Linked DNA regions of Mus musculus: region 2 is linked to region 1. The links are chromatin loops, found by intact Hi-C in ENCODE. Cell type or tissue: gastrocnemius. All regions are shown on one strand.

Evidence for each region. A loop is a pair of places that touch in the nucleus more often than their neighbours do. Peaks named below come from ENCODE experiments on the same cell type or tissue, not always from the same donor. Only the 100,000 strongest peaks of a DNase experiment are listed, where the experiment ranks them.
Region 2: it touches region 1 in a loop (2.4-fold over the local background); 7 of 42 quality-filtered maps call a loop at or near these places.

The regions. Positions count from the first base shown.
Region 1 is chr7:75,710,278-75,718,277 of GRCm38, reverse strand. It overlaps Akap13 (A kinase (PRKA) anchor protein 13), which reads right to left. Exons shown (of 37, transcript NM_029332.1): 18 at 441-508. Among named protein-coding and RNA genes, the nearest start is that of AU020206, 68 kb to the left of the region's middle. In gastrocnemius, no CTCF peak of the experiment used is centred here; no DNase peak of the experiment used is centred here; H3K4me3 peaks cover 385 bases; H3K27ac peaks cover 6,888 bases.
Region 2 is chr7:75,565,658-75,573,657 of GRCm38, reverse strand. It overlaps Akap13 (A kinase (PRKA) anchor protein 13), which reads right to left. Exons shown (of 37, transcript NM_029332.1): 3 at 3,627-3,774. Among named protein-coding and RNA genes, the nearest start is that of Akap13, 110 kb to the right of the region's middle. In gastrocnemius, a CTCF peak has its summit at 4,585 (motif pointing left); no DNase peak of the experiment used is centred here; H3K27ac peaks cover 1,009 bases.

The sequences.
Region 1 (8,000 bases):
AGTCCTGGGATTATAAGATTGGTCTCTGGCTCAGCATTTTCTTTATTCAATGTCTCAAATTCTTGAGTGTATTAATCAAGAAGGTGATTGATCATTTTAATAAGCAACTATGTTTAGATTAATTTGTTTTCAAATTTGTCACCAAATGATTAAAACAAATAAAAAATACCCACTACAATCTAAATTCTAACATGTGGAGATTTTACTTTTTTTTTTTTTTTTTTTTTTTTTTTGCTTTGATTTTTGAGACAGGGTTTCTCTGGGTAGCCCTGGCTGTTCTGGAACTCACTCTGTAGACCAGGCTCACCTTACATATAGATATCTGTCTGCCTCTGTCTCCCAAGTGCTGTGATTAAAAGTGTGCAACCACCATGACCAGCTGATTTTGGTATTTTTAAGCCCATGGATCTTGAGTATTCTAACAGCTAGAACTATCTTACCTTCATTTTGACCTTTGCACAGGAGGCTAGATTTTCTCTGCAGCCTTTGTGGACAAAAGCACCACAGCCTGGAAAGGAAGCATAAGGAAGGTCACAACAAGAAACTGATAGACCCTGGACTCTGCTACTCACTACTGCTGCAAGGAGGTGACAGAGCATATGTGCAGGAGTGCACACACACACACACACACACACACACACACACACCCACACACACACACATACACACACCCACCCACCCCACAGTACCAGTAACCAAAGCACATTTTATAGTTCTTTACTAGGAAACAGATGTATTTGTGATTAACCAAAAGAAGAAGTCAGGAATTTATTAGACAGGAAGCCTGAGAGGCTGTCAACACTAAAATTTAAATGTCTTCCATCTAGATGTCTACAGGGCCCAGAAAGCCTTGAGCTGAACTAACATGTAAATCTCCTTTTTCAAGAGGAGGTATCTGAAGAAACCATGCAAGCATCCAAAGGAAGAAAACAACCAACAGTCCTACCAAGCTATGGTGCTTATGAACCAGCATAGTATGATAACCCTATGGGTACATTAGTGACACACAAGACAGTAGGAGTAACCAACAGTTCACTATTTGGACTTAAGAGCTACTCACCAAGGTGGAAACCTAGGCAATTATGGCTACTGAAGTCATGGATCTTGAGGGAGAATCTACAACCACCATTTTACTAAAACCAGCAAAATTCCTATATTTTAAGTATTTGTCTTTACACTCATAGGTATCAGTGTAGTCCTTACCCCTCATCAAGGAAACTCCTCTTTGCAAGAGACAGAGCTCATCACAGAAAACTATAACCAGCCAAAATACAGAGCTGTGGAGCTCAGTTCCAGTGGATACATTTACAAAACAACTCCCACACCTAAGGCAAAGGAACATTGCCCAAGACGAGGTGAAAGATTCTAATAGTCTGAAGATCAGGGAATTTGCCATGAGATTGTGTTCCCTAGGATGTCAGAAGATATACCCATAAAAATCTCACCAACATGACTTTCTAGATATATGCTGAACAAGGACAAAAACAATACACAAGCTAATGTGGACAGGGAAAGACCATGGAAGATTCAACCCTACACAAAAAGCTACAGGCAACTAAGGAATGCTGAGAACTAAGGAAGAGCACGTTGACTGGTTAACTAATATCAAATAGTCAACCATGAAGGCATACATACAAGTAACATTCCTGAGCAGGCTACACTTATATATCTAAGAGCATGCACACATCATGCAAGTACTTCTAAGAACAATTATTGAGAAAAAGAGGGCATGAACTTGAAAGAGGAAAAGTATGTGAAAGAGTTAGGAGGTTGGAAAGTGAAGAAGGAAATGACATCATTATAATTTCAAAAGATAAAAGAAATATCCTGAGGTCTCAAATATCCCGAGCTTTTGTACCCAACTCCCTGAGTGAGAAGCCATGTAAGAAAGGTTAACTACAAATCTCCCAAAACACCCCTGAGAAGCCTGACTCAGGAGAACATGGGAGAGTTCCTGAGACAAACCAGATTCAAATTTACCAATGACACATTTCATCTCAAAGTATTTTTAGTTTTCTATTCCCGTGGCCTACAAGGGCCACTGATGTAAAAACCATGCACTCTGGGCCTCCGAAAGGTCATCAGCTCTTCCTGCTGCAATGAAGTCATAAAAACAGGCTGTGCCAAGAGGCCAGAGGCAAAGCACAAACAAGCAAAAGATCTGTCTTTGGGGACAGCTGAAGAGGCGTGTGTCTCCTGGGAAAGGCTCACTCAGGAAATCAGACAGCAGTTCACTAGGTACGGTTGCTTCAGGGAGTACCACAGACCTTGTTCTAGCCAACAAGGTCAAGATGCTTTTGGACTTAAAGGCTTGGACTTATGGACTGTGGGGTAAGAGAAACTTGCCACTGTGAAGGAGACTGCCAGATACCTAGATCTGAAGGCCTTCCCCATTTCTTCTGAAGCAGTTGTTACTGCAATATCTGCTTGGTTCACAGATCCCTTTCTGAACACTAGCAGTCACACAGCACTGGGATTTTGTGAGGTTTTTCTCCTGTTCTGAGGATCTTGTACTCTCTGGTGCAGTACATGGATCATGATTGTCTATTCAAATATCTATGTATATATAGACCCACAGTCTATTTGTCTAAGCCAAACGCCCTGACATAATCTTCATGACTACATATGAGAGTTGCTGTGTCAACTTATTGACATGTAAAAGAGACTAGGACACATGGCAGGCAAACCAAATTTAATTTAAGTCTAATTCTGGTTACCACCATGAGCCCCGAATAAGTCCCTTCTCCTTGTGCTTTGGTTTCCAAGTCTACCGGACAAAAGGCACCACACCCTCATTTTAAGTACTGTGAAGACATGGCAATGTAGAAACTCATCATCTGAAATCGATGCAATTACTTTGGAAAGTCATTTAACAACATCTAGTGAGGTTCAGTGTGTGTCACTTTTATGAATTAGCACTGAGACTAGTGCCATACACAAGGACGCAAGGATGCCCTTGTGGCTCTGTCTGAGTCAAAGTGGAAATAGCCCCGTATCCTAAGCAGCAGAACAGCTTGAAGTATGTGTGAAAGACAGTACCACAGATGAGCTAAATGCCAGTATCTACATCTATGTGCTCAGTACTTCCGTTCTCTACAATAGAACACTGGGGAGAATAAAGCAAACTGCAAAGTGAGATGCACAGCAACAGCAAACCAACCACTACTACCCAGTTTTGTTCATATGAGGGAACTGTGAGCCACAGATGACATCAACGCTTACTTGGAGGGAAGAAGGAAGACTGACATAGGGAAACAAATTCAATTTTAACTGTAAAGGTGTATTTCTTTAAAAATGAAGGATGAAGTACTGTGTCAAAATGTTACACACCCTTTCTTCCTTCCTCCCTCCCTTCCTTCACTGTGTCGATGGAGGTCAAACCTAGTGCCTCATACAATATAGGCAATCACTCTATCACTGAGCTATATTTTTACATTTTAAGTTGAGGTCCAAAAAGTTCCTACTGCTATTATATTATCCATGTATAATATTGTATTAATAGCTCTTACTTAGAAAACCACCAGTGTATCAAACTGTATTACCCCCAAAAGCTCCTTAGATTCCCTTATCATTTGAAAATAGTAATTTACCATATTTGCCATCCATTATACTGAAATGCTAATTTCAGTATCACAGTTACGAAATGCATCCTTTCTTTTGTTTTACTCTGACTCTATCATATCCAGGGCTTGTTGGGCGGGCAATAAGAGAGGATATAGGTTTGAGAACTTGGCACTAATTCTGATCTGTAAATGTGACAAACAAAAACAGTCCTGACCAAAACTGCTTCCAAGCTGTTCCCTCCTGCTCCTTTCCTTCTAGATTCAACAACCCTCAGAAGGTTAAGTAGTGCTGCTTTTTAGGGGTGAGGGGAATGGTACTTTTGAAGAGACATTGGCAGTTCTCATGTTCTTAGACCACTGTTTGAGATTTAAGAACAATTCTACTTCATGAGACACAAAAGTAGAAATAGCATCCTGAATGTGCTTCCAGTAGAACTTTTCACAGAGATTCACGGTTTCAGTTAACTGTCATCAAACCTACAACCTAGCTGAAATTTTTATTATGCCCAGGATTACAGCCACAAGTCGTAGTGATAAGCAGTTCACATGGCTATCTGTTAACCACACTGAAGTATCTACTGGAAAAACACTAAATTTGTCACCAAGTGGTCCTAGACACAACACATAGGACAACGGTTTTAGTGCTAGGTGTGAGTGAATTAGTAATGGTTAGCGCCACAGACAGCAGCCAAAGTCATGGGATTTACAACTGTACTATCTGTTTTAAAATAGACAATTAAAAATATAAGACACGAAGGCATGTCTAGTATATTTTTAAGTACACTGCCACAAACCATACTGTGTTGTTAGGAAGACGAAAGAAAACTTGCCAGGGCTCTTCAGAGAAGCTGGAGCCCACACTTGGCTGCAGACTGCCCTTTGCCTCTAAGTACTTTTCTCTCAATGGCTGTGCTTAAATCTATGCTACACCTTTTCCTTTTCTTTCTTTTTTTAAAACAAACTTCAACATTTATCAAATGTTCATAACAAAGAAAAAGCTGATTTGGCCTTCTTTATATTTAAAACAGTGCCTAAGAGCAGTAAGTGGGATGATTTCATTATTTCAAAATTCTTCAAAAAGTCACAAAGTACAGTGGTTCACAGGCTTAGAGCTGACCCTTAATCATATTTCTATGAAATTAAAAGCCAATAGCTCAGCTTGCATCCACCCATCCATTTATCTGCCTCCCTCCCTCCCTCCCTCCCTCCCTCCCTCCCTCCCTCCCTATCTTCTCTTACATGAGAACATTTAACAAAAGAAAATGGAACAAATTTGCATGCCTGGGAATGATTTTTTTTTGTCATATCATCCATGATAGATCTCCGGGGAAACATTATATATTACGCATTTTCTTTTTCAGCAGGAAAACTGTCATATGCAGCCAGACTTTTGAAGAAAGGAACATTAAAGCACTTTAGTGCATTGTTTTGTCTACTAGCAGCAAAAATCTATGTGGAAAAAAAATTGATCCTTTTTAAGGACACATGGCCGTTAAGAACAAATAGAAACATTTTCCTCCTATGGGAAAATGGAAAACTCTAATTCTAACAACAAGAAAAGAAACACCCCCCAGAAACAAAGCCAAACCAACCAACCACACAAAATCCAACCAACCCATGGAACTAACAGCAACTCAGAAACACATGTTCCAGGATTCTTTCTGCAACTTCTTGTTTAAAATCACTGGGGACTTTTAGGCGCTGTCTGGTCTGGACTGATAGTACTTGTATGCAAAAACCATGTGAGACGTTCTTAGTAGCCAGTGTTAATAACCACAGTGCTGATGTTCAGAATGAGAGAAAAGCCACAGAAAAGAGCTAAGCCACTTTGGCTAACTGCTCCTCACAGCAGTTTTTGAAAGAACCTTGGTAAACAGAGAGAAACAAAGTGTTCTTGTTGATAGAGAATGGACTTTATTGCTCAAACTACTTACTTTCTTTTCTTCTAAATAAAAGGATCTTTTCTTTAGGCAATTGTTTGTGTTTCCTATCTCACAGAAGCAACGGACTGGTTCTAAATTCAGAAACCATCCAGTTACTGAGCTGCTGCTTCTGAAGAAATCCAAAGGAAAACCCAACCATCATGCAGGTCTAACTAATGTTTCCTACTTAGGGTCCAGTCAGTCTGGTGTTTACTGTCTTGGTCAACAGAAATAACTCACCACAAAAGCACCCAGAAGATGCCAACACAACAGAATACAAACCAACAATAGTCTCAATGTCGTTTTACATCTGTTAAATGCAAACAAAATAAAACCGCTGGCAAGATTCAAAACTTTGAATGTAACAAATTCTTTAATCTGAAGGACTCCACTGAGCTTTCCACAAAATAAACTATTTGTGGCAGCCAGAGAGAACAGTTGATTATCCACAGATAGCTTTACATGGTACAGAATGAAGAACTGCAAAGACATTTATTTCTCCACTAACCCTAAACCAGGAGTACAGTTTGGACCAAGGGAAAAAAAGTCCCCCTAACATTTCTGCTAAATTCATTTACTTTGAAACATTCCCAAGCAGAGGTTTAGGCTTTCTGTTAAACATAGAAGCAGACTGTGAGAGCACACAGATGCTGTACCACCCACCAGTTTTTGTGGCCATTATCATGAACACTTCTGTGTTATTCCACAGCAAACTGCACATAAAGTGGTCTTGTTGATCAAGAAAGGATCTTTTCTTCAGGCAATTGTTGTGTGTTCTGACAGACTGGTCCAGGGTAATCTTGTGGTCTCAGTGAAGATGACTTCACTGAAAAGTCCATCCTACCAAACTATTAGTATTTGCAAGTAGATGGATACTCGGATGTGCAGATGTCAGGAGTAAGTCACTGCAAACCATCAACATACATCATCTCTGTCATGTCCTATACTTGATCCTTCTAAATCACAAGCCAGAGCCTGAGAGAGCAGCTGTCTGGGTTATTAAGACCTACCCAGTGGTCAGACAAAATGGGTTTTTATTAAACAAAAAGAAAAGCCACTGTCTTCTAAAAGCACAGTGGTTTCCCAGGAGGTAGGTGACTAACTGCAGGGATGCTACATTTCCTGAGAATCCTGGGAAGATCCTGAACATGAGCTGGGAGGAGGGAGGGTGGAAGGGTGAAGGGAAAAGACAAAGGATTCTGAGTCCCTGGATTACTCATATCTCCCGCTTCCTGCAAAGATAATAGATGGGGTTTTATAATACAAATATGCATAGCAGGCCCTGTCTGTCAGAAGTCAGGAGGATCAGGCAGTTACCTTCATGCTTGTGGAAAGACGATTACATACTGTTCCATTGCTTTTAAGCCTCTACTCCTACAACTCCCCCCCACCCCCCAAAGAAGCAAGCCGTACATGGGTATACACAAACTTTGCTGCAACCATCAAATGATTAAACTCTTCCACTACTACTTCTAGAGCACAGTAGTAGCTGTAGCTAAACCACCGAACTCCTCCCTAGGTTGCTGATGTGGGGTGACTGCAAACGGAAAATGTATTTCTGGACCTTGGTTGCTTACTGGGGTAATAACAATCCCTGATCCTTTCTGTTATGATCCTCTAGATGCTGTCTGTGATGTAAGATGGAGCAATGATGTGGGTAGATTTAAAGCAGGGACAAGAAGTCTGCTGGAGCTGGCAAAGACACTGAGTCTGTCTAGAACATCCGTAAGACTAAGTGCATATTATCCTAGTATCCGCCACGCCAGTCTCAATGATTGGTGTTAACTGAGCATCTAAATTTACTAATAAAACGTGGAAAATTATGAAATGAAAGAAAATGTTTGGTGGGTCATTTTGTGTGTGTGTGTGTGTGAGTTTTATGTAATTCTTTAAAAAATAGTACTTTCTTTTTTTTTGTTTTTTTTTCCGAAACAGGGTTTCTCTGTATGGAAAAAATAGTTCTTTCTAATATGAACAACCTTGACCAAAATGTGTCACAGAATTTTGAGTTATAGTATATATTTTATATAATAATATGCTATCTGTAGACATTACTATACATTTATACATATATGATATATATGATGTATATATATATATATATATTATATATTTTGAGAATATATAGAAATTTAAAATATCTGTGAACATGACCTTTGTTGAATTACTTTCCATGTGTGTGCGTGAGAGTGTGTGTGTGTAAGAGAGGGTGAGGAGAGATGGAGGGGAGGGAAGTGGAAGGAATGAAGGGAAAGAGGGAGGGAGAGAACACGAGTGAGCTGCCTTGTTTGAGACAGGGCTCTTTGTTGTTTGCGATTGCCCACAAGCTTCCGGGGATTCTCCTGCTTCCAGTCATTTCCCATAATCCCTTGGGTGATAGATAGGTCATGATACCACACCTGGATTAATAAGGGCTCTCAAGATTCAACTCAAGTCTTCACAAAAAAGACTCAGAAGAGCCAACTCCTCTGCCCTTGTTTTATTTCCAAACATTTAAAAATCACAGTTAAACCTA
Region 2 (8,000 bases), 140 kb after region 1:
TTTAAGATAGATGGCTCAATAAAACTGAAATGATATTCTTCAAGCAGCCATTTGAAAGTCTCTAAATTTTGTTCACTTTCTATTACTGGAGGAGGAGAAAGCAGGGATGCTGAGGAAGGTCAGAAGGCTGCGTATGGAAGCCAAGTCTCTCTTCCCATCCTGGATTCCAGAGAGCAAACTCAGGTAGTCAGACTTGTATAACAAGCATTTTTACCTTCTGACTCCCTCTAGCCTCAAAGTTATTTTGAATGGAGCATTTTATTATGAATTGCGGCCAGTCTCTAATGTTAATTACTGTAAAGATGAGTTTAATTTTAAGAATAAGAAATTGTTTCAAAGTCTTTGAAATATTTTCATTAAATGTCACTATATACCATACATAGTATGCGCTTTATAAGGCATTCAAATATCCAAAAACATAAAAAGTAGACGAGTCTCTATGCTATTTATCTCAAGATGAACTATATTATATCTCCAGACTTCAATAGAAGAAAGGAAAGCAATAAAAACTGCTTTAAAAGCCTTTATAACTTCTTTATAGTTTCCCTTTTCCTTTTGAATCAGGATTTCATATAGCCTGGATCATTCTCAAACTTGTTAAGTGGCGGAGGACGGTCTTAGCCGCCTAATCGTCCTGCTTTATAATCTCCTTTTACTGTAAGATTCTTATCAGAAACACACACACAAAGGAGAAAATAAGTCAGTCCTGGTGGCTCACCCATGTAATCTCAGTGCTCAAAGGTGGGACAGGGTGGTGACAACGAGATCCTCTCAAAATACCTTTTCCCACAAAAGACGAACATTAGAAGAGGAGGACGCTTATAACTGTTTTACATGATGGAAGAATTTTTCCTATAATTTAGAAATGTCTCATTGTTCCAACCTATTTACAGAAAATATTTGATAAAAGGTGACAGACTAGCATGAAAATGTAGCTGCTTTCTGAAGGTCAATCAATCATCTGGTTTTAGTAAGAACTAAATGTAGCAAAACACAGACAATGAATCATACAGAGAACTCAAAGAAAAACCAAAGCCAGCTATCTGAATAAAGCATGACATTAAAGGGGAGAACAAGGCACAAAGCTTTTTCTTCTTAGAACTCAGATGACTGGAAATGGCAGGGCTCACCCTAGAATAAGCAGAAAGGGCACAGAGACAGCCCTATCAGGAACACCTGCTACCAAAAAAAAGAAAAAAAAAAAAACAAAACAAAAAAACCAGTGACTATTTATCCAGTAACTGCAATGCCAAAGCACTGTACAGACTTCTATCAAGAATTCTGATTGGCCGACAAGGGCCCTCAACAGACAGGAAGTCGGAGGCTATCACTATCACTGACTCACGGAAACCATCAAAGTCACCCCCGGGAAGAGACACAGACTTGGTGACAGGCTAAGAATTCAACTCAAGAAATTAAACTCCTTTTGTAGTTCCCCAAAGAGGGAAGAGGAAGGGAGGGTAAGACAGGCACCTTTCTAGAATGTCTGCTCAGGTGAAACAATGTCCACCAAGCAGCAGGGATTCCTAGAAAAGCTGAATTAACATACACGGGCATGCAAAACAAACCCGTGCCCTTATGAAGCTAACACTTTAGCTGAAATAAAAGGGCGATGGGCTAAACATGCAGTGAATGGGAAGCTAACTGCATAGAAAAGTGTTCGAGCATGTCCAGGAAGTAGGCCGGTGTGCAGATACACTGGAGTGCTTTTAGAAAAAGCATGCTGAGGAAGTTCCTAAGGGAAGGAAAAACACAAGTCTAAGATGACCGCAAGAGCGGACCGAAGCCAGTTTGATCCTGGGTTATAAAGTTAATCCCATGATATGAATGAGGTGTTAAAAGTTGTGTGGGTTCTGTACCCGACCCACAGCCTTCAATATCCATCTCCACTCCTCAATTACAAAATGTTACAAGAATCCAATGACAGTAGCTGAAAGAGGCAAGTAAACAAAAAGTCTCAAACATGATGACCAAAGCAGGGGGATGCAGCTGGGAGACTCTACCAGTTTCTCACACACCATCCAGAGTACAACAGAGATCCGCATGCTGAAGTGATGCCACAATTACCCCTACCCTCCAGTGGGTACACGAGAGTCTTTCTGAACTCTGACATAACTGGGCACTTCCTATCAAAAATCAATGAAATTAGGCGAGTGGAGGAATAATGAGGCTATTGAGGAGAGAAAATTTGAATCAGTAAGAACAATAGAGAATAGAAGACCTCAGTAAGGGAAAAGCTGATAAAAGAGAATAAAAATTGAGTATTCTGAGCTACAAGTGAATGGATGAGTCAAGAATGACAAAAATAGTATCAGAGTGCAATGCTGACTCTGGTCAGATTAGAACACTAGGGCAGCAGTATTCAGGATCAAGAAACACAAATAGACACCCATAGAGGGTGTGGCTAGGGCGCTCCTGGGAAACACACACACAATGGGGGTTAATTTTAATCACAAATTCTAATTAAGAAGAAATGAATCCATACGACTAATCTCATTTCACTTCCTGGCAGGAGTCTACCCAGGGACTGACTCCTAGTTAGAGAACCCTTCTCCCTTCCCAACAGGAAGTTGATAGCAGTGCCCCGATGACTAGTAATTGATTTCTTAAATCGTGTTTACATTTATAAATGCAGTGGTAAGTAGCCCAGCACTCCATAGTGTTCTATGGCTTGTAAGTCCAAGGCATTGCCTTTATGTAAAATATGTAAGACCCAAAATTAACCCATAAACCCCACCTACGCAAGGGAGGTAACTTCTGTATTCTGGGAGCTGCAGTTCTTAGAAAATAACAATGAAGCCATGGGAAAATACAGTGGTTGAATGGTTTTGTCCATAAAAAGACATACAACAAGTGTCGTGGGCCTCTCAGCTAGGAATTCCAGGGAGTGGACCCGGCCAGAATTCACCAAGTCAGTATTTAATATTTAATAAAGCTTGCTTCAAAATTTGGAGGAATACTCTATATAATGTTGATAGCTTCATTATTTCTCCTTAAAGAATAATGGTAGAATTAGTCTTTCTCTTTCAAATCTCAGGATTAACAAAGACACTGTGCACCCCAGACATGAGGTATGTATTATTAATTAGGTTTTCTGTTTTGGTTTTGTCACTGTGAAACTCACAATAAAATAAATTCTGAAGCATCATCATGATAATCACATGAGAATGTATACCTCCCATGTAGCTCTCAGTTTTCTCAAGCTCTAACAAATTAGTGGGTTTGTTCCTTTTTTTTTTTTTTTTTTTTTTTGCTGATCCTAATACTGATACCCTTCAATTTGTAATGTCACTTTACTTCTAGGTAGGTTCATACGTGTGTGGAGCAAACAAAAGCACTAGCAATATACTTAAAGATCTAACAACAGCTGTTAGGTGAGCACTCTGCTTTGCTCCTTCTATTACTCTATACTAACCAAATATGTGTGCGTGTGTCCCCGTCCCCACCAAGAATAAAGAAGCCCAGTATATTATATAGGCCAGCAATCCCAGCACTCAGGAGGCTGAGGTAAGAAACAGAGTTTCACGCCCAGGTTTAGCTGTTTGCTACCAAACTTGGTCTCAAAATAAAGAGCAAAATTACAAATAATTGATGAAGGCTAGAAAAGACACCATTTAGATACTTACCAGGAGCAATTGTCTCCAACGTATCAGAACTGACTTTCCGGGTACTTGTGCAGTGATAGAGGGTAGAGCCAGAAAATATCAAGTAAAAAATAGCATCATCTTCAACTTTGTCCTCTTCAGCAAGCAATACTGTAACAACACAATCGCCCTGGAAAAGAGTCCACAAGTCTGTATTAGTAAGGTTCCTATTGGGAGCCTGCTAAATTTTACATCTCATAAATTACTACTAAGTCTATCCATTTCCCAACAAAGGTGAGGGTATATAGATCTGCTTTGAAATGGTAACGTGTGCATTCAAACTCCACCTACAAAGATTGACTTAGATCCATCAAACTTAACTTTCCTGGACTTGTATAAATGGAAACAACCCTTCTGCCTTTAGAGTTGCTATATGAAACTCATGAGCAGAGTGGACTTCCCATCTATTTAAATAAAAGGTCACTTTGAATAGCCTGTGCCTCTCGATCATCTGACATCCCTGTTCTCCTCCTTCACTCAGCCTTCCAGGAAGCCTTTAAAACGAGGTAAGTGTCATGCCAGTAACTATGCAAACAACTTCACAACTATTGAGGATGACAAACATCTTTGTCTGCCAGTTTCAAATACTCTATCAGTTTTTATAAGTTGGCTTTAAAAAAAAAAGCTAAAGCTTGTAGTTAAATATACACTGTGACATGCAGCCCTAATTAGCATTCTTCTCAAATATAAACATAATTTGTGCTATAACCATAAGCTAACAAGAACAGGGAAAAAACCTTTAACACATCAAAGCTTAGGGTACTGAGATTTAATATTCTTCAAATCTTAATAATGAAGTACAGAAACATCAATTTAGGAAAAAAAAACCTGGACATTTTAACATAAAATTGGGGAAAGAATTATCATTTAATTTGTATGTCTTCATCTTTTTCATTTTAATCAACAACAAGGTATGTAAGGGAATCATGCCACCCTGTGGCCACATTACTAAACCCAGAATCAGTAGAGAAGGCAGCATTTTGATATATGCTGAAAACTTAAAATTATATCATCAAACCTAAGGTTAAGTTTAATAAATGTTAAGAGCATGTTGACTTTATAGACTGAGTTCAAAGTGTTTCCTGGAGCATAAATGTTGTTTTTATTTTATACCCAGTGCTCAAGTCCACCGAATTCGACACATAAGTCAGAATGAACCATAACCCCAAATAAGCCATAACTTATTTGGCTATAACTGGAACACTCCAAAGCACCATAACACAGAGCTATTATGGTCAGAAATGAATTATCATTAGTTTTGATCACTACTCCAAATTGTAGTTTGGCCTTACATACACGCCGTTCTCTGGAAATGATTTTAAAAGGCTTAAACCAGAGAAATGTCATCCTTTAGTATGAGCCAATCAGCTTGAATGTCTGAGGCACAATGAGAACAGTCCATTCTCTGTAGGTACTGAAGACCCCTCATGTTCTACAAATAAAACCAGAGAAGTTTCATCTTTTCCTTCATGTGCTGGAAACTAAGACCTATGGCCCACACCCTCTGCCTCTAGCTTGCTTTGTTACGTAACTCCATGCCACAGCTGTGCCCATTCATCCACACTTACACGCTTGCCTACACCTTCACACGAGAGGAAGTCCACTCGCATTTCTAACTGAAATTTCTAACTTAGATTTCTAAACTGGCACTCTAAGACAGAATCCTTCTTTTCAGACCCCAGAACTTCTCTCACATGAGGAGGGTCTTCTTGCTGAGGTTCTGTCTGTGCCCTTACTAGTTAATTTGGGGCTTCCTTTCAATGAGGGCAAGAGGTGGCTGACAAAAGCAACTGACATCCTTTTAACAAAGCATTAATACAAAATTACTAAATTCTGAATTGTTTTCATACTTTTAACCTATACCCAAGAGAAGAGAACAAAGCTTTACTAACCTCAAGGCAATTCAAAGGCTGAGTTCCAAAGGCACTTGGAACTAAATGTAGTTGATTCCCTCTAATAGTAACAGAGAGCAAACACACTCCACATTTCCCAGGTGCATAGAACTCCTATTTTATGGAAGTTCACGAGTTACCTAGTGTTACTGGAGATGACTCTGAAAGATCAAGCACGCGGGCTTGGTTGTATGTAGGAGAAGAGTCTCAGATCTCCGTCAGAACTTTTATCCAGGTGACTGGTTACTTGATCTCTACTCTCTGTGAGAGAAGCTCTGATCGATCACTCTGTTGTTCAAAACTAGGCCCAACTCTCAGAATACACAGGTTGACGAGTCTGGTTGAACAGCTAACAAGTCTGCCACACTGCTAACTACACAGATGAGCTGAATAACAAAAATAATGGTCAAGATATTCTCAATTACTATTTTAGTCAGACCCAACAACAAGAAAAGACTGCACCTATGCCATCAATCTCCAGCAACATAAGCCTAAGAAACAGTGCAGCCCTTACAAAGACAAAAATTTCCCTCTCTTCATTAATGAGAAGTGTATACTTGAGTTTGATCATTTTTAGGGCCATAATTTCACAATAACTAATGAGAAAGGTAGTCTATATTAGGCATTATCTTATAAGCATAGATGATCTCCCAAATAAAAATGTATAGTGATTAAAAAAACTGCTTAATTATCCATAAAAATGGGTTTTTAATATAAGGATTTAAAAAAAACTAAAGAATTATAAATGGTGGGACGTCTCAGTTGCCCACATCTTTTACTTACTTATACAGAAGTTACTGTAGTAGTAGCAATGCAAGAATTACCTTATGATTTAGATAAAAACTGTTTTAACTCTGACTCTCCACCAGAACTCCAAGAATATGTGTTCTTTTTCCATACCAAAGATTGCCTCTCTACAAGACCTTGGCAAAGACTCTATTCCACAAAATACTAGTCACCTAGGACCTTTCTTCAATAAGCAGGAATAACTTGGGGGAAGGAAGTAATAGAATGGAAAAGAGCTATGCATTTCAGAAGTGAATTAATTATACTGTAGAAGTGGACTGAAGAGACAGTATGTGGGAAACAGGGTAAATAGAGATACAGGAAAATGAAGAAGGAAATTTGGGGGGAAGAAATGGTAAAAGAGAGAAATCACTGATGTCTTATATAATGTTGGCCACACATATCAGAAGGTAAGTTTGGTCAGCAGTAAGATGACTATGGCAATAGCTTGGGCCAACTCATGAGAGTCAGCTGTTAAATTTCTGGGAATTCTATAAGCCAACTGCAGAGCACAATTATTATTAGAAATTAAACTTACAAATAACTAAAATAGATTAATTAAAAGCATATATAATACCTAAAAGCCCTGTATTATTAAGGCTACATCATACTATAATATCTTGAGATTTACATTATGGTCTGCATATGGAAGAACATTTACATAATAGTGTGCTACTAACATTTTTTCCCAGGATTCATTGCTTGCCAATTCAGCCTCAGTAAAAAGGGAGGGAAAGCTTAAAATCAACCCTTAAAGGCAAAATTATGTTACTAAAATTGCCAAATGCTACAAAACAAGGGCTGTCTTTTCCTGTTGTGATAAAATAATTCTGATTAAAGTAACTTAAGGGAGAAAGGGCTATTTCTTTAGCTCAGTTCCAGGTTACAATACATCATGGGAGAGAAGTCACAGAGGCAGGAGCGTGAAGCAGCAGGTTACATTCCATCAAACAAAAAGCAAACAAATGTTTACAAATGTTTACAAACTACTACTGCTCAGTTCACTTTCTCCCTTTAAGTCAGGGAACCGTGCCACCCACAGTGGGCTGGTCTCGCCAGCTTAATTCATATAATCAAGATAATCTCCATAGGTAAAAGAGGCTCATATCCCAAGTGATTCTAAATTCTATCAAGTTGACAATGGTTGACAGTAACCATTATGAGAGCTTTTTATTCCCCTTTAGAAGCAACAAGTCCTTCCACCTGGTCAGCAAAAGGCAGGAAGGTGAATAATTTCCACAGCAGGCCCAGCTAAGGCGCTGCCCTTTTACCTGTTTCAACTTGGCAGTATGTTACTTACATACCCTGCGCTGTAAAGAAGGACAGTAATGCTGCTTAGCTCATGAGATTACTGAAGGAATCCAATGACTGATTAAAAAAGAAATGAAAAAAAAGCACTTGCAGCAACTGCATCGGCCGTCATTCCAACAGCACCAACATTATACATGGAGCTTGCCTAGTCAAGAAATCTGAAAGGCTCCAAAAACAGAGAAAACTTTTTTAAACATTTTTTAAAATTACATATTTTCTTAATTTACATTTCCAATGCTATCCCAAAGTCCCCCATACCCCCCAACTCCTCTACCCACCCACTCCCACTTCTTGGCCCTGGCGTTCCCCTGTACTGGAGCATATAAAGATTGCAAGACCAATGGGCCTCTCTTTCCAATGATGGCCG